Linked DNA regions of Homo sapiens: region 1 is linked to region 2. A link is a loop called in an ENCODE intact Hi-C map of the cell type or tissue named here. Cell type or tissue: tibial artery. All regions are shown on one strand. Links, peaks and the distances in the headings refer to the core of each region. The heading gives the core; the rest is flanking DNA. Region 1 overlaps RUNX3-AS1 (RUNX3 antisense RNA 1). Region 2 has its middle 64 kb from the start of MIR6731.

What was found. A loop is a pair of places that touch in the nucleus more often than their neighbours do. Peaks named below come from ENCODE experiments on the same cell type or tissue, not always from the same donor. Only the 100,000 strongest peaks of a DNase experiment are listed, where the experiment ranks them.
Region 1: it touches region 2 in a loop (2.3-fold over the local background); 11 of 110 quality-filtered maps call a loop at or near these places.

What each region holds. Positions count from the first base shown.
Region 1 is chr1:24,943,409-24,946,218 of GRCh38, reverse strand. All of the region lies in intron 1 of RUNX3-AS1 (RUNX3 antisense RNA 1), which reads right to left. It also overlaps a transcript of RUNX3 not described here. Among named protein-coding and RNA genes, the nearest start is that of RUNX3-AS1, 14 kb to the right of the region's middle. In tibial artery, for the core only: no CTCF peak of the experiment used is centred there; no DNase peak of the experiment used is centred there.
Region 2 is chr1:24,853,641-24,856,450 of GRCh38, reverse strand. No RefSeq gene overlaps it. Among named protein-coding and RNA genes, the nearest start is that of MIR6731, 64 kb to the left of the region's middle. In tibial artery, for the core only: no CTCF peak of the experiment used is centred there; no DNase peak of the experiment used is centred there.

The DNA of each region.
Region 1 (2,810 bases), core at 153-2,652, 90 kb before region 2:
TATTTTTATAATCAGAAAAAAATGTGTTTTGTTTTAAGGAATGGGGGGCGGTTCAGGATTGTTCTTCCCCTTTTATAGACTCTGAAACTGAGGCCCAGAGTGGAAACAAACAGCATTCGTTCATTCACTCAGCCATTCATTCACTCACTCATTCATTCATTCATTCATTCATTCTCAAATGCTTCTGGGAACCCCCCTAAAGCCAGACTCAGTTTGAAGCCCCATGCCAAAGAGCTGAAAGGGGCCCATCTCCGTTCTCAGGGAGGTCACAGTCAGGGAACGTAAAGGACACAATAGCAAGTCCTTACAACGCATTCAGACAAGGGGCCATGGTGGGGAGGGGAAAGAGAGGGGGCCAAGTCCTCCTGGGAGTTTTAGAGATGGTCTCACAAAGAGAGAAAAGTAGGACAGGGCTTTGATGTATGAGGAGGAGTTCAGCAGTCAGAGAATGCGGAAGCACATACCCTGAAAAGGAACCGGGGGCTGTTAGAGAGAGAGGATCCACAGTGTTCAGGGGAATGGGTAGGGAGATAACATTAGAACATTCCATGAGCCAAGTTTTCAAAGGCCTGGAATTGCCTGGCTCTGCTGCTCAATGGTTATGTGACTTTGAACAAGTTACTAAGCCTCCTGGGCCTCAGTTTCCTCATCTGGAAAATGGGCTAACCACCTCATTGGGTTATTGCAAGAACCGAGTGAGTTAATAAGTGTAAAGCACTCAGCCCGGGTCTGGCATATTGAAGCGGCTATGAAACTGTCTGCTTTTATCATTTGCTATGATTTACACTTTACCCTGTAGGCATTCTGGGAGCCAAAGAGGGTTTTTAAGCTAGAAGTTAATGTGAATTCATTTGCTTATCTATTTCACTCATTCAACAGACATTTATTGAGATCCTAATACATACCCAGGAATGGTTTTATGTGTTGGGGATGAATTCGCCAGATAAAATACAAGACTCCTAAATTATTTTAATTTCAGATAAACGATAAATAATTGCAATATTTGGGGCAACTTTATACTAAAAAGGAGTTCATTATTTATCTGAAATTCAATTTAACTGGGTGTTTTATATTTCCATTTGTTAAATGTGACAACTCTATCTGCGAATGTAACACCAAGCAAGCAAAAAATCCCTGCCCTCCTGCAGCTGACCTTCTGTGAGAGAAAAGAGACAATTCATAAGTCAAGCTATTGTGTATCAGGCACTAATAAATGTGCTGAGGAACTGTCAATCAAGGAAGGGAGACATATTCGTTTCCTATGCCTGCCATCATAAATTAACCCACTTTTAGTGCCTTAAAAAAAACATGCATTTATAATCTTACAGTTCCAGGGATCAGAAATTCTCTATGAGTCTCCCTTGGCCAAGATCAAGGTCAGGGCAGGGCTGTGTTCCTTGCTGGAGGCTCTGGTGGAGAATTTGTTTCCTTGTCTTGTCCAGCTCCTAAAGGCTGTCTGCTTTCCATGGCTCATAGCCCCTTCCTCCACCTTCAAAGCCCACAGCTTTGAGCCATGTTTTTCCCACGCTGCCATCTCTCAGGTTCCCTAATCAGTTTCCACACCCCATCTCCCTCCGACTGTCCTTTTCTGCCTCCCTATTCCATGTGTGAGGATCCTTGTGATCATATGGGGCCCACCTGGGGAATCCAGGATAATCTCCCATCTGAAAGTCTTTATCCTTCATCACATCTGCGAAGTCCCTTTTGCCATATAAGGTAACATAGCCACAGGTTTGGGGATTAGGATGTGGACATCTCTGTGGCCATTATTCTGCCTACCACAGGAGACCAGAGAAGGCCTCTTGGAGGAGGCAGCAGGGACCTGAATGAAGTGGGTAGCTGAGCCAGGCAGACAGAATGGGAAGGGTTTTCCAGGTAAAGGGCAGCACAGACAAAGGCCCTGTGGTGGGAGTATGATGGGCATATTTGAAGGCAGGGTGGCTGGAGCAGGGTGAGGGAGGGGCAGAGTGGAAGCAGATGAGGTCAGAGAGGTGGAGGGTGGCAGGTCATGTAGACCCCATCAAGCCTGGCTAGAAGGGGAGAATCAGCTCTCTCCTGCCCCTCAACGGCCCCCAAGCCCTGCCCCTGAAGTACCACCCTGTCCTGCTAAGCTGACACCCATTCCAGGAGTACTCACATTTTAATAAGAAACTCTGTAAGGCCCCAAGGGCTAAGTCGCTAATGTTTAGGCCCAGCGATGGACAGTAAAGAGATATTTTATGGCAGAGAGGGGCACAGTCTCACCTCCCACAACACCAGGGAACTGGTGATCTTCCCTAACATCAAAGGCCAAACTCTTCTTAGAGTACTGCAAGATGAGAAGGAAGAGGCTTTCCCTGCAAACGAGGGATTCAGGTTAGATGTTCAAAAGAACTTCCTGTGTGCTAGCAGAAAACTGTCAGTTAAGGTTGGTAACATCTGGGAGCCTAGGTCCTGGCTGAGGACCCTGCCCTCAGGGGGCCTGACATTCAGGGACCAGCGGAGGTCCCACGATGACCTGGGGGAAGAATGAGTCCTGACTTTGGACTCCCCTGGGCCCCAGCACGTCACATCCCCTCTCCAGACCTGTTTTTCCGACACAAGGGGACTAGCCTCAGAGATCTTCGGGGGTCCTCTCCGCACTGGCCAACTGTTCCAGGGCTCTTATTTCCTAAGACAAAAACCTGGTAGCTGTGTGTTTGGCAGGCTACTTAACCTTGCCGAGCCTCAGTTTCCCCAACTGTAAGTGGGGATGATCACAGAACCCCCTCTTAGGATGGAGCAAGGATGAAGAGTTAAGCTGTGTGAGTTCTCAGAACCGTGCCTGGCAC
Region 2 (2,810 bases), core at 136-2,635:
GCAAACAAACAATCAAACAAAAAAACAGTTTGGTTTAAAACCATCCAGCAGAGGACCTGTTATCCAGGGCCTCCCAGAAAAGAGCCTCCAGTCTTCACTATGGAAGGTCTCCTCCAGGCAGCATGGTATTGAAGCCCAGAACAGTGCCTGGTGCTTATTATTTGCCATTATTTTGATGACAGAGCGTCATTTTCATGTTCTGGCACCCTGCTCTGTCTGGCGGCATTAAGGTCTAATGTAGATGGAGCTGAAGTGGACTTGGTCTACCATTGGCTTGCTAGTAGCACTGAAAATTGGTACAATCCGAAGAAATAGCCACAAATGGGTTGAGATCTTTTGACTCACGAGTTCCATTCCCAGGGACAGATTTCTAAGAACTACTTCAGAAACAAGAAGCTGTGTGCACAAGTATGTTCGTATCAGTATTAACTACAAAATTTACTCATCTACTACAAAATCAACTCATTAAATTTGCAAAAAATTTACAATGCAACACTGTGAGGGGAGATGCTATAAAACGTGATCTTTTACAATAGATGGTGGTCACCAGCCTCTAAAGGCCCCCCAAAATCCTTGCCTCCTGGTAATCACATCCTTGTGAAGTCCCCTCTCACACTGAATAGGGCTGACATGGCGACCAACAGGATATGATGGAAGCAACCATGAGTGACTTCCAATGAGAGCTCACGGAAGATGTTGCAGCTTCTGCCTTGGTCTCTTGATCATTCACTCTGGGGAAAGCCAGTGTCATGTCAAATCATGAAAAAACTCAAGCCACACTGTGGAGAGTCCCCTGCAGAGAGGAAGGAAGGCCTCCTGCCAACCGCCATGTGAGTGATGAAGTTGGAGATGGAGACCCTCGAGCAACGGTCAAGCCCCAGTCAGATGTCTGCAGCCCTGAAGGACATCTCAGCTGCAACCACATGAGAGGCCCTGAGCCAGAACTGCCCAGCTAGGCTGCTCTTGAAATTCCTAATGCATAGAAACTATGCAAGATAAATGTTATTGTTTTAAGTCACTAGGTTTTGGGGTAGTTTGTTCCACAGCCATAGATACAATAGATAGATGGCTCATACAGCGGGGTCCCATAAGGCAATGAGAGTGAATGAACTATTGCTATGCACATCAATGTTGATGAATTTTATAAACCTAATGTTGAATAAAAGCAGCAGATACCAAAGAGAACATACGTCTTGGTTCATTTTCTGTTGCTGTAACAGAATACCACAGATTGGGTAATTATAAAAAGAAATGTGCTGGGCATGGTGGCTCACACCTGTAATCCCAGAAATTTGGGAGGCCAAGATGGGTGGATTGCTTGAGCTCAGGAATTTGAGACCAACCTGGGCAACATGGTGAAACCCCATCTCTACCAAAAATTTAAAAATTAGCCAGGTGTGATGGTGCATGCCTGTAGTCCCAGCTACTCAGAAGGCTGAGTTGGGAGGATGGTTTGAGCCCAGGAGGCAGAGTTGCAGTGAGCTGAGATTGCAGCACTGCACACACTCCAGCCTGGGTGACAGAACCAGACTCTGTCTCAAAGAAAAAAAAAAAAAAAGGAAAGAAAGAAAAAGAAAAAAATTTTATATCTTATAGTTAGAGAAGTCCAAGGCTGAGGAGCTGCATCTGATGAGGACCTTCTTGCTACGTTATAACATGGCAGAGGGCATCACATGGTGAGAGGGCAAGAGCATGGCAGTTCAGGTCTCTCTTCCACTTCTTATGGGCCACCAGTCCCAACCATGGGGGGGCCCACTCTGATGACCTTATCTAATCCTAATTACCTCCCAAAACCCCTTCCTCCCCTCCAAATGCCATCAACATATGAATTTGGGGATTGTTTCTAATGCAGGAAATTTGGGGGACACATTCAAACCATAGCAACATACTTTATGATTTTATTAATCAAAGGTCAAAAACAGTCCAAATTAATTTATGCTGTTAGAAATCAGGGTAGTTGTTACCTTTGGAAGGGGGAGGTTGGTGACTGGAACAGGTAAGGAGAGGACCTCCAGGTGCTGGTAATGTCCTCTTTCTTGATCTGGGGACTGGTTACATGTGTGTGCTTAGTTTTCAAAAATTCAAACTAAGGCTGGGCGCAGAGGCCCCCAGGATTTTGGACGGCCGAGTTGGGAGGATCACCTGAAGCCAGGAGTTTGAGACCAGCCTGGCCAACATGGTGAAACCCCGTCTCTACTAAAAATACAAAAATTAGCTGGGCGTAGTGGTGGGCGCCTGTAATCCCAGCTACTCGGGAGGCTGAGGCAGGAGAATTGCTTGAACCCAGGAGGTGGAGGTTGAGGTGAGGTAAGATCGTGCCAATGCACTCCAGCCTAGGTGACAGAGTGAGACTCGGTCTCAAAAAAAAAAAAAAATTCTAACAGAGCTGTACATTTAGGATTTGTGCACTATTCTGTGTGTGCTGTGTATAGACTATTGTGTATCCCAATAAAAAAGTTTTAAATATTTACATATTGTGTATTTCAATAAAAATGTTCTTAAATTATCATTTTATGCTCACTGTATAAAATCTAGACACACATAATCAGGCCTTGGTCAGTGAAACCGGCAGAACCACAGGAGAGTCCGTACAATGATTTGTGGCCCCGTGAAATGTACACGCACATGAAAGGCAGGACGGAAACAAATGGAATGTTTGTGTTGGGAGGCAAGGATTCTGGGTAGCTTTTAAGTATTTCACTGAAGAATGTATTCTTGTCAAAGAGAATGAAAAAAGGGCCTAGAGGTATCCTACATTTCCACATAGTGTCTAACTAAAAAGTAAAACAGTCCTCGAAGGAATATGCTTT